3 separate regions of the Mus musculus genome follow, and regions 1 and 2 are each linked to region 3. A link is a contact called in ENCODE POLR2A ChIA-PET data. All regions are on one chromosome and are shown on one strand. Each heading gives the region's core, a stretch centred on a gene start or an enhancer-like site at or near the end of the contact. The rest is flanking DNA. Distances are from core to core; before and after follow the strand shown.

Evidence for each region. ChIA-PET counts read pairs that join two places held with the same protein, here RNA polymerase II (POLR2A).
Region 1: POLR2A ChIA-PET joins it to region 3 with 10 read pairs in Patski. The contact joins the promoter of Zfp469 here to the promoter of Banp in region 3. POLR2A ChIA-PET finds 5 or more read pairs at or near these places in 3 of 5 experiments (Patski and embryonic stem cell).
Region 2: POLR2A ChIA-PET joins it to region 3 with 12 read pairs in embryonic stem cell. The contact joins the promoter of Zfpm1 here to the promoter of Banp in region 3. POLR2A ChIA-PET finds 5 or more read pairs at or near these places in 2 of 5 experiments (Patski and embryonic stem cell).

The regions. Positions count from the first base shown.
Region 1 is chr8:122,227,982-122,232,225 of GRCm38, forward strand. It overlaps Zfp469 (zinc finger protein 469), which reads left to right and starts at 2,293. Exons shown (of 3, transcript NM_001362883.1): 1 at 2,293-2,430.
Region 2 is chr8:122,280,556-122,284,186 of GRCm38, forward strand. It overlaps Zfpm1 (zinc finger protein, multitype 1), which reads left to right and starts at 1,586. Exons shown (of 10, transcript NM_009569.4): 1 at 1,586-1,967. The coding sequence starts at 1,928. All of the region lies in intron 1 of Gm39269 (a long non-coding RNA gene), which reads right to left. RefSeq lists an enhancer at 2,200-2,443.
Region 3 is chr8:121,948,180-121,952,347 of GRCm38, forward strand. Banp (BTG3 associated nuclear protein) reads left to right here and starts at 2,313. Exons shown (of 14, transcript NM_016812.4): 1 at 2,313-2,469. Gm27011 (predicted gene, 27011) reads right to left here and starts at 2,466. Exons shown (of 1, transcript NR_169031.1): 1 at 1,499-2,466.

The DNA of each region.
Region 1 (4,244 bases), core at 1,043-3,542, 280 kb after region 3:
AGGCATCCTTGAGGAAGGACCCTGTCACTCAGAAAAGTCTCATAACAGCATTCTCATGCTCATGTGACTGATGTCTAGAGTGAGAGGAGACCTTGACCCTGCCATCCTGTGCACACCGAGGCTTCACAGTGTTACTACGGCCCCACCTGTGCCTCAACATCACTGATCAGTCACGGGTAGCCATGGGAGAGGATGCAGGCTTTCCAGTCAGAGGACTGAAGACAGCACCAGAGCCTGGAAAAGGGGCAGCAGCTTGCCAAGCAGAGGAGACCTGCCTTGCTATGGCCTCCTGAGCAGTAGGACAGGGCTGTAGGCCTCACACCCACCTGACTCGAGAATTACAGGGCCTGTCCACTGTTAAGGCTGTAGCAGCAGGTGGGGGCACCAGTGACCTCGGTTATTGTGTCTGTAGCCTGGGCAGTGTCCAGAGGCACACAGCTAGAGAAACATGTGTCCAAATACTACATGCATGCACACATATATGTTTATGTGCACACATATGCATGTATATGTGTTCGCAGATGCACATGCCCCAAGCACATACATATATACATACATACATACATACATACATAAACACACTGGTATATTTTGAAATCTTGGCCTTCCTTAAAGTTAAAACAGATATGTCTTCCAAGGTCTCCCGGGTGGGTGGGACCCCAGCAGTAGGGACTGGGAAGCCTGGTAGCTGGGGTATTCCTCCACTCACAGTTAGTTTCTCAGACCCTTCCTGGATGTTTTCTGAGGAGCAAGAGATCCTGGGTCCACAGGCCCAGAATGATACTGCGGAAATGTGATCAGAATTCCAGAGCTGGGGTGCAGGGCAGGGTGGGGGCCTCTCAACCCAGATTCTATTCACATTTGCATCCCCTTCGGGCTCACTCACTGTCACATGCCACACTGCACAGTCCCAGGAAGATCAGCTTTGCCCTGCAGCACACTGCAGCTCAGGGCCATTCACAAGTGAGTGGTTCAGCATAGGCCTTGGGACCTGCCCAAGGCCAGGAGTTTCCCAGGAAGCATCCTGGAAGCCTGCGCCCAGCCTTGCTTTGCATGATAAAGGTGTTCCCAGGAGTGAAACTGGAACTTCTGAGTGGCAGCTAGACCTACTGGGGGTGGGAGCTGTGGAAGGGCTCTTTCTGACAGGGTCTCTTTCCGTGAAGTACCCCCGCCTGTTGAGAAGCCCACAGATCAATGGTCAGTGATCCAGTTCATCTAAAGTGGAGTCAGTGATCTTCTCTCTCTCAGGACCTGGGGCTGTGAGCTCACATCGTGTACGTGTGTGCGTGGAGACCAGAGGTCGGCTTCAGGTGCTGTCCGCTTTGTTATGGAGACAGGTTACCCTGGAGCTCACCGAGTAAATTAAGCTGCCTGGCCAGCTAGCCCCAGGGATCTGCCTGGCTCTTGCTTCCCCAGCACTGGGTTCAAATACACGCCACACCTTGCCTTTTTACTCAATGCTGGGGCATTGAACCCTCATGCTGAGCTGAACATCTTAACATAAGCTCTTCCAGCTGTGTGGCCTCTGGCAGATTCCTGATCTGTGAAGCTTGGGTTCATGTTAGATGTGGCATTTTGTCAGATGATCTTAAAGGTGCCCCTCCGTCTCTAGAGACCTAAATAGCTCCTTCGGTCCCCACTACGTTCCAGTGTGCTCATCCCCAGGCTGGATGATGGCCCAGTAGGAAGCCACCAAGGTTGATGACTTCGAGCTCTGTGTTATGACAGAAGCCCGCTGGACATCTACTCCAGGCCGCAGCACCTTAGAGTGTCAGACTTATGTACTGGGGGGTAGGGGGAGGCTTAACCTGAATTTTCCCCTAAACAGGTGTCAGCTATGGCCCGGGCCCTAACCTTCCGGGACAGAAGCCAGAGGAAGAGGTTTAGTTGCTTTTGGTGGCCCAGGGACTGGGAGGAGCGAAGGATGGATAGAGCTGCGACTGGAAGCCACACGGTGGAATGGTGGCAGCCGTTTCCGAAGTTGCGCTGAAGCCAGGCTTTCCGCCCAGCGGCGTGCCAGCTGTAGAACTGGCCAAGGAGCGTGTTGTGGGGGGAGAGGGTTGGTGACCGGGGAGAGAGTTTCCCACCAGGCCGGCGTGGCTAGGTGGATCACATGAAACCAACACCTAGGAAAAGCCGTGCTAAAAATAGCCGGGGCGGGGCGGGGGGGGGGGGGGGCGCAAGCGTGTAACCCAAGCCGGGGCGCTGCTGTGCGTCCGGCCTCCGCGCGAGCGCTGCCCGCGGACCGGCCCGGGAGGCGGCCCTCTGCTCGCACCCCGCCCCAGGCGCAGCGCGGCGGCTCGGTGCCCGGCGGACGGGCGGGCGGGCGGCCGGGGCGCTGCGGGCGGGGATGAGCGCTGGGGCTACGCGGTCCGGGCGCGGGCGCCCCGCGCGTCCCGGGAACTGGAGCTACGCGCGGCCGGGGCGGAGGTGAGTGCGCGTCGCTGGGGTGATCAGGGACGGGTGCGGTCACCGCGCTGCCCTCCAGGCGCACGGCTGGCCTCGGGTTCCGACACACGGTGAGACGAGCTGCAGGCGCCGAGTACCGAACTCGGGGCTGCCTGGCCCAGCCCCTGAGAGAGCTGTTGGGGATGTCGCCCGCGAGTTGCGAAGCACAGAGCAAGCATCACCAGAGCCCAGGGGAGTCGGAGCCACGGGGCTGCGGGAGGTGAAGCGGTAACTCATTCATTGCGACTTGGAACCGTTCGTATGCTACTCCACCGCCGCCCGCTCGGGACCCCCTAAGGTCTGATTCCGCGGGCGGGATGGGGTCCGGCTAGCGGACTTGAGGGTCACCACGCTCTTGCTTCCGCCAGGAGGCCCATCGCGCCCCCACCCACCCTGTGCTTTGGGGCAGCTCCGCTGGAGGAGTCCACGGAGTTAAGCTAAGCCGACCGCGGAGACACTGCGCCCCTCGTGGCGATGGTGGGAAGGGGAGGGTATCGTAGCGGGATTCAATCGGACTTCCAGTGGCGGCCTGGACCCTGTCCTGCACCCGAGACCCCAGGGTAGAAGCAGGGATGTGCATAGCAGACAGGAAAGCGGAACAGCCGGGCTGCTGAGTGGGGCTCGGGCTCCAGCTGAGACAGTTGATGGCTTTTCTTCGGGCTCCTCTGAGCCGGCTGTGTGGGGACTGTGCCACGTGTTACTACTGCATTTAATCTTCCTAGTGAAATGGGTGGAACCCCGTGCTCTAGATGAAGAGGGTCAGAGTGGCCTGTGTTGCACAGCTGGAAAGCAGCAGAGGTGCTGACAGTCCAGAGCCACACTGCCAGTTGACTCTGGTCCAGTTCCCCCTGTTAGAGGGACAAAGGTGTGTCGAGGCCTCTGTGTCCTGCACTGTCCCAACCGTCTTTACTCAGCCAACACCCAAGTCCGGAAAATAACAGACAAGCGGGCAAAATGCTTGGGCATATTGACGGGGCCAGTCGGGGAGAGCAGCAGCTGGCCAGCAGTCCCTTCAGGATGGCATAAGCTTGCCTGGCAGGTCCCTTTTGCCATAAGCTTGGCCTGGCAGGTCCCAAACAACTGGGCAGAGCCAACAGAGTGTGTCTTCCTTATTGTGAATGGGAGAAGGCAGCAGAGGACGGCACAGGGTTTCTTCAGTCTGGGAGATAAGGTGAGACAAAGCAAGTGGACTCCAGGCTGTCAGTATCCCAGGGCATTGTAGAGGCCGTGGGAGAGCCAAAGAGAGCTCTGAAGTCATGAGCTTACAGTGTCAGTGATTTAGTCTCCACAAGACCCCACCCTCCACCGACCCAGGTCAGTGGCTGCTTGTATGCCCCCAGCGATGGCCTCTCACTCCTTCACAGCAGCCTGAGCCTTCTGTCCTGCCGCTACTGGAGGATCCGTTTCAGCCCAAGCCCCTAGCTGTCAATCACCTGGAGTGACAGGCGACACAGTAAGCCTGGAGTTGCCACAGTTGCCTTGGAGAAGTTAGTGGTATGTCACTCCCCACCAAGTCTTTGGAGCATGTACCTTTTACAACTTGGCATTGCAAGCCAGGAAGTGTCCTGCCACCTGCTTTGGGAAGCAAGCCCTGGGTCTTTCTCTGCGTGCCCTTGCTAAGTACTGACATGGCCTGGAAGCAGAGGCCAGGCCACACACTGAAACTTATGTGCAGCCTGGGCTTCTGGGCCAACCCCCAATCCATCTTGGGAAGAATTCCATTTCTGGGTCTGCTTTCTCCTCTAGAGCTGCAACGGTGTGGAGGAGGGGCATACTTGCACAGGTATACCCAGGCC
Region 2 (3,631 bases), core at 336-2,835, 330 kb after region 3:
CATTTGGTTTGCTTTGGATGAGGACATGACCCCATCCGAAGCTGCGTTGATCTTGTGCATGTCTCAAGTTTCAATATCCTCACAGAACAAGAGGCACATTCTTGACCTGGGTCTGGAGCACACTGCGTGGGCACTGGAAACCTGCCTCCTTAGGCTGTGACAGCAGAGGAAGCTGGGGGAATGGGGGAACACCTCCTTGGCAGATGTTCACTGTGGCATCGGCTGCGGTTAAACAAGGCCAGCTGACCTCTGGCTCCTCCCGGATTTCCGGGCAGGTCTGAGTTCAAGAAGGAAAAACCTGAGGTTCCCTCCCCTCCCCTCCAATTAGGCATAAGACTGAACCACTTGAGGCTACCCACAGTCATCGGAAGCTGCAAATCTCATACTGAAGCTTCCTTCTGGATCAGAGTCTCTGTCAACTTTCAAAGTCCAGCAAAAATTTAGTGTCCAGGCCTCGGGCATCCAGACCCCACTGCTGGCTCCCTGAAAGGCACAGCTTCAAGGGGCAGCACAACTTAAGCCATGGGGGCGGAGCTCCAGAGCGGAGGGGCAGGGCCAGACAAGCTAGGGGCCTGTGCCGCGGGGCTGCTGCACAGGTCTCCAAGGGGCAGAACAGGTCTCCAAGTCCTAAATAGGCCTGCGGACATAACCTCAGGAAACTACAACTAACTAAGAAGGCTAGAGGTCTATCTAGAAACGAGGGTGGGAATTCGGGACAAGGCCGGCGCGACCTGGGGCCAGCCCAGGGGCCAGCCCGGAGGAGGTGAGGACAAAGCTGAGGATTGGACAGACGTGGGCAAGGCCTGTGTTGGGGGCGGGGAAGGACCAGGCCTGTGCGAAGGACTACGGAGCAGAGGCGGGGCCAGGGAGAAGGCGGGCCTACGGAGGCGTGGCGAAGGCAAAGAAGGAGGAGACGTGGGCGGAGCCAGCACCTGGAAGGGCGGGTTGTGGGCGTGGCCAGCAGGGTGGCAAGGAATACAGGGGCGGAGCCCGTGGGAAGGACTAGTAAAGGGGCGGGATCAGTTTGAGGACAGCTGAGGCTGTGCTCTTGTGAGGAGGACGAGCAAAGGGAGTCAACAAGAGAGTGTAGCTGAGGAGCAGGGTCACTGTGAGGGCGGGGCAGGGGCAGGGACAACGTGGGGAGGACAACTGATAGGCGGGATCAGGGTAATAAGGTTGCTGAGGGACAGGGTCGACGAAAGGAGGACGGCTGAGGAGCGGGGGTCAATGTGAGGAGGACGGCTGAGGGGCGGGGTCAACGCGAGGAGGGACGGCCGAAGGGCGGGACCAATGTGGGAAGAATCGGCTGAAGGGCGGGGTCAGCGCGAGGAGCACAGATGAGGGGTGGAGCCAGCGCGAGGACAGAAGGCCCGGCCCAGGCTGGGTGAGTACGCGGAAGTCGGTGCAAGCAGAGAAAAGACGAGCGCTAGTTTGGGGCGGGGCCAGTGGGAAGGACGGCCTGAGGGCGGGGTCAGCACGGGTGGGAAGGCGCTACCGCGGAGGACGGTCCGGGGCGTGGCGAGAGGCGGGGCCCGCCGCCAGCTACGCGAAGGCCCCGCCCGCCTGGCCAGCCTGCGGGGAGCGCCCTGGCGGCGGCCGCCGGTTCGCCGCTCGCGGCTCGCAGGTTCCATTGAGAAAAGCTGAGCGGCGGCGGCGGCGGCGTCTGCGCCGGAGCAGAGAAGCCGCCACCAGCCCGCCGCCCGCCGGGCAGTCCGCGCGCCCGAGCGCAGGGCCGTGGCCTCGGGCCTCCGCGGCGGCGCCGGCGGCCCACGCGCGGCGCGGCGGGCTGGGGGCGCGGGCCGAGGCAGCCGTGGAGCCCGCGGGCCGGGGGCATGAGCCGCCCCGCTACCCCGCCGCGCCCCTGCCGCCCGCCGCCGCCCGCCAGGGGCTAGAGGCGGCCGCCGCGAGGGCGCGCGGCGCCGGAGACATGTCCAGGAGGAAACAGAGCAATCCCCGGCAGATCAAGCGTGAGTCAAACTTTGCCCGTGGTGCCCGCCAGACCCCCGCTGGCGCCCCGCCGCCCCGCGCCGCCCCTGCGCGGCCGCCCAACCCCGCTGCGCCCGCGACCTTCACCCCGCGCCGCGCCCCCCGCGCCGAGTGCCAAGCGCGCCGTAATCTAATCTCTGCCGGCGGGCAGGGCCCCCGCGTCTCAGCATGGGCACCCAGGGGGTCCGGGCCCCAGAGAGGGTGGCGGGTCCCGAGAGCCGGAAGGAGAGTGTCTGGGGGCGCGGCTCCAGCAGAGCCGGGCCACCTCGCAGCCTGCACCTCCCCCGCATCCGAGATGGTGCGGCGATAGGGCGGCCCCGATCTGGGCTCAGATAAAGTTTAAAATATTCCATTCTGCAAGTCCCATCCTGATAAGATCGCTCTGTCGGGACGGGCTGAAATTGTGATCTTATCTGGCGTGCTTGACTCTCCCAGGCTTTGTATCTAGAGGCAGAAGGAGAAAGACCTGGGAGTAAGGGGGACTTGGGACTGCGGGGACCGGCCGGCGCCCACCGCAGCGCTTTGGCTGCAGAGCGACAAGGCAGCGGAATAGGTAGTGGAGGCTGCTCCAACCTAGGCATTTGGCACTGGCTGACCAAACCCCCTTTATCCGCTCCGGCTCTGGAGTTTTCGATCCGACCTCTGCCTGCTGGGGGACATGTGGAGATCCGACCCACCAACTGCCCCTAACAACGCTACACGAATGGATGCCCATGGGCACCGCTCTCTCCACCTCCATCCGAGGGGTTATCCTGAACCATCCAGGGACCTCAGGCACTCAAACGTTGTTCCCGAGTGAAGTTTCTCGCAGGTTCTCCCGTGGGCACTTTCCCGAGCAAGGCAGACCCTATAATCCTACATCATCCGTGCCCCCCTACAGTAAGACCCTCCTGGGCTCTTGGGGCTACCAGGTTGCGGGGCCTCTTGGCTGCTCTAGGAGCGAGTAAGCACACAGGAAGAGCTCCTCCCCACGCCACACCAATAATAACTTCGCGCCTCTCCCGGCAGGGCGCGGGGCTTCCTCCCCGGAGCTTCCCTTTGGCGAGAGCGACAGGTCATCTGGGCTGCCCAGGAGGTGACGGGAGGGGGGCTGGGCATCCGGCTTTCCAGCTCCAGACGCCTGAGCTACCTCCTCTGTCCACATCACACTGCCACCAGGACCAAGTGTGCATTTTAGCTTGTGAGAGTACCCCCTACTGAAGTGGGGGGGGACGGGGAGGAATCTGGGTTCTGGTAACCCGACTCCCCAAATGCGTGCTGGACCTGTTTTCCGAAAGTCTCCTTCTATCATGTCAGCTGAAGAATTAAAGCCACCCACAGGTCCCGATCTGTGCTGGTTCTCTGGTTTCTTTTTCCCCTCCTCGCCTGTGCGCCTCTGCTGGGTTCTGTTCTCGCGTGTATGTGTGTGTGCGTGAGCGTGAGCGTGTGCGTGTGTGTGTGTGTGTGTGTGTGTGTGTGTGTGTGTGTGTGTGTGTTTCAGTTTGATGAGAAATGCAGATAGCTAGGGCAGGGAGATCTCAGGTTGGGAACGGATCGCCAGCGCTGATAAGCCCGCAGGAGCCCAGCAGAGCCCAACCCACTTGGGTCAGCGAAACCCCATACTCTGAGATCTAGGACCGAGACTGTGCAGGAGAGCCCCTCCGAT
Region 3 (4,168 bases), core at 1,063-3,562:
CCTGCCAGACTACCTGGGTGTGATGGTTTGCATATGCTTGGCCCACGGAATGGCACTATTAGGAGGTGTGGCCCTGTTGGAGTAGATTTTGCCAAAGTGCGTGTGGGCTTTAAGACCCTCATCCTGGCAGCCTGGAAGTCAGTCTTCAGCTAGTAGCTTTCGGATGAAGATGTAGAACTCTCAGCTCTGCCTCAGTGGGTTTGACCCATGGGACCCGGGTGGTGGAAGGTGAGAACTGACTCTCTGTCATGTCCACGGGGTGCCACGGTACTCCAACAACCCCCACAGCATGCACACAGAGTAAATGAACATAGCTTTAACAATCCAGGGCATCAAAACAAAGAGGGTTGGGAAATGGCAGGCTTGGCAAAGTGCATGTCCTGTAGGCACGCGGAACTAAAGTTGAGCCCCAGAAGGCACAAATCAATGGTGCCACCCGTGGTGGGGTGGGCTTGTGATCCCAGAGCTGGGGAAGCGGAGACAAGTGGATCACTGGGGCTCACTGGACAGTCAGTCTCACCTACCCTGCAAGCTGCAGGTCCCATTGAGAGACTGTGGTTTAAAATTCAAGGTGGGCAGCTGCCGAGGGACATGCATGTTGCACGCATGCGCACACATCAGCCTCCCGGTTCTGAACTCTGGCTCTGATTAGTGTACTCTCTGGTTGAGATCTAAACTGTATTAGCACTCGGACTCTCATTCAGCCCTTCATTGCTGCCTACTGGTGCCAACCCACCCTTTCCCCACCATCCACTCATCTGCTTGATGGTTGCACTAAATACATTTGAAGTCCTGGGATGGAGGAGACGGCAACGCCAGGGGTGAAAGGGAGGTTAAGGGGGATGTTAGGGTGACATGCTGGGGATGACGTCACCATTACTCTGTTTTTCCGTGCGGTCAGGCATTCATGTTCAGAACTCTCACAACTACAGTTTTAAAATCTGGGCCCAATTGAGGGGCGGTGGGAGGAGATAGTACAACTCTCTAAGAGTTTCTGGCCAAGTTCCTCGTAGTTCCTCTGGGCTTAGCTTTCTTTCTTTTTATTTTAAAGATTTATTTATTTATTTCATGTATGTGGGTACACTGTCACTGTCTTCAGACACACCAGAAGAGGGCATTGGGTTCCCATTACAGATGGTTGTGAGCCATCATGTAGTTCCTGGGGTTTGAACTCAGGACCTCTGGAAGAGCAGTCAGTGCTTTTTTTTTTTTTTTTTTTTTTTTCCCCAAATGAGACAGGGCTTCTCTGTATAACTCTGGCTGTCCTGGAACTCACTCTGTAGATTGGGCTGGCTCGAACTCAGAAATCTGGCTGCCTTTACCTTCCAAGTGCTGGGATTAAAGGTGTGCGCCACCACTGCCCAGCAGGTCTCATTTTAACAGCACAGTTCTAGGTTGAAATCTTCAAGACAATCCTGAGGTAAAGTGGCACAGGATCAAACCCCAGACAGAGCACAGTGGTTTAGAAGGGCTGTCCCAAGGTTGCCCAGCTGGTAGCTGCACTGAGTCATGGCTTTATTATCGGCACAGGGGAACGGGCAGGAAACAGGTTTTTGTTTTGTTTAGTTTTCTAAGTGAAAATAACTCCTGTAATCCCGGTTTGTAGGATTGCTCACTGCGAACATGCAGAAGGGGACAGCCTGGAAAGGAACACTGACGACAGACCAGGTGCAGAGAACCATTAGTGGCATTTCTGGCAACAAATGCACATCGATGCTGCATAGCTCCTATTGCATGATACGTAAGCATGTCACATATAATCTCTATCACAGTGACAGTGTCCCCACGACCAGCTTGTCCATAAGGAAGTCAGGCAACTTTCCAGACAATGCCACTGAACGAGCCCGGAACGTCTGAGACCGATGCCAGGTAGAGTAGGTAGGACGGGTTTGGGAGCGTACAGCCCATTTGAGCCGCTGACACTACAAGTCCCAGCAGCCCTCAGGGCAGGGAAGGCATGGGGCAGCCAGAATCCGGATGGACTACAAATCCCAGCAGGCAAATCATGGCCGCAGAGACTACCAGTCCCAGGACGCATCGTGCCACACACAGCGCACACTGGGATTTGTAGTCGTCAGGGCAGCGTTAGTGTGTTCACACCCATCAAAGAGGACGTACATTCCTCAGATTGAACACTGGAGGATTTACTGCTTTAGCAAGTAACATGGACGTGAGATGGGGAAGTAAGGGCCCAGCGAGTCAACTCTCGGAGCAGGGGAGGACAACTGCGCATGCTCGTTGGAGTCCGTCGGCGAAAGCGCGCGCCAGAGGCGCCCAGAGCAGGCCCCGCCCCCTTCCCGACCGGCCCCGCCCTTGAGCCGGGAGCCCAGGGAGCCTGCGCTGAGGGCGGGGCGCAGGCCGTGGGGAGGCGCTCGCGGCGCCTGCGCAGAGCGGCTGCTTCTCTCGCGAGGACGGACGCCATTATCGCAGCTCCCCGACAAACACCACGAGAATTCCGCAGCCCACACGGTAATTGCAGCTCCCGCAGCCGGTCGCGCCTCCACTCCCCCTTCCCGCGGGGCGAGAGCGAGAGCGAGAGCGAGATCTCCGGCCGCCCCCGCCCCGCCCCGCCGCCAACCGTCGCCAACGGCCACGGGGCCGCACGCCGGGCTGGGCGGGGGCCGGCGGGCCGCGGGATGTCCGCGCGTCGCCTCCGCGCCTCCACCCGCCGGGGCTGCGGGACCCGGGAAGCGAGCGAGCGAGCGGGCGAGCGGCCGAGGCCCGGCGGCCGTGCTCGCGTGCGTTCGGCTCCGGGGCCTCGGCGCCTCCCGGGCCCGCGCCCGGCGCTCCTGTCACGGGCTCGGCGCGCGGGCGCTGTGGCCCTGGCTCGGCCGCCCAAGTCTCTCAGGACTGAGCCTCGCGCGCTGCGCCCGGGCCCCGCGCGCCGCCCCGCCGCCTAGGTGGCCCCATCTCCCGGCCGTTGTTGGCGCTATGCCCCGGTAACCGGGTGACTTCGCCCTGGTTGGCGCGTCCGCCCGCCTCTGCTCTGCTCTCTGTTGACATCGGGGCCGAGACTGGTGCTCGCTTCCCCACCTAGCGTCACGTCCCCGTCCCGCACAGCCTGGCTCTTTTTTTTCCTTGTTACTTGTGGTGGCCTTTGTTTCTCTGCTCCTGGTGACATTGTAACTTCTCGGAGATAGTGTGGAACCTCCGGCTTCCCTCTACCTCCTCTCTGCCTTTCTTCTAATCTGGGTTGGGGACGCTTTAGGCGGGTGCAGGTAGGTCCCGAGGTCTTTCTTTCGCTGCACGCCTGGTCAGCTCAGGACGCAGTGTTTCAGTCAGCTTTCTTCTTGAGTCCCCAGGGAGCCTCTGCCAAGGACTTCCTTTCTGGTAACTGTTTCCTCCCTGGACCGGCCTAAGGTCTTCTTGGCATTGGAACAGGTCTGCCCTTCGCAGGTATGCTCGGTAGGCGTGTCCTCGAGCGCTGGGAGATTGTCCCAAGAGCCTTTCTTAAAGTCGTTAGAGAGTTTGTCGCCCTCCCCCCCACCCCCGCCCCATTTGGGCACACTACTTGAGTTTCTTTATCTTTCTATTCCTTTTTGATTTTCATTCCAGGAAAGAACTTCAGTTTATCTTTCACCCCAGTGGCGCAGGACTTTTAATTCCAAGCACTTAGGAGACAGAGGCAGGTGGATCTTTGCCAGTTTGAGGCAACCTCGTTTACATAGTGTTTACATAGGCAACCTCCCCTATCTCGGGGAGGGGGCCGGCGAATCCACCATCAGAATTGTAGTTTCTGAGCAGGGCATAGAGAGGTACACACCTCTAGCCCCAGCACTTGGGAGGCAGAGGCAGGCGGATCTCTTAAGTCTGACACCATCCTGCTCTACAGAGTGAGTTCTAGGACAGCCAGAACTACACAGAGAAACCTTGTCTTGAAAAACGAAACAAACAAAAAAAAATTTCTGAATGTATTTGTTCTTTTCCTTTTGTTCAGTAGTTTGTTTCATGAATATGTTTTCTCTTTCAGGCTGAGAAAACTATTAGGGGTTCTTTTCAGTTCTCTTATCTGACTTCTTGTTTATCACTTTTGGGGGGTGGGTGGTAAATGTTAGCTTCTTGCTTTGGATGGCAGGTCCTCCAATAGTGCTAATTATTATTGCTTAAACCTTAGACTTTAAGGTAAGAGGAAACTGGCAGGGGGCCCTGGGTCTGTGGAGAGGGGTTT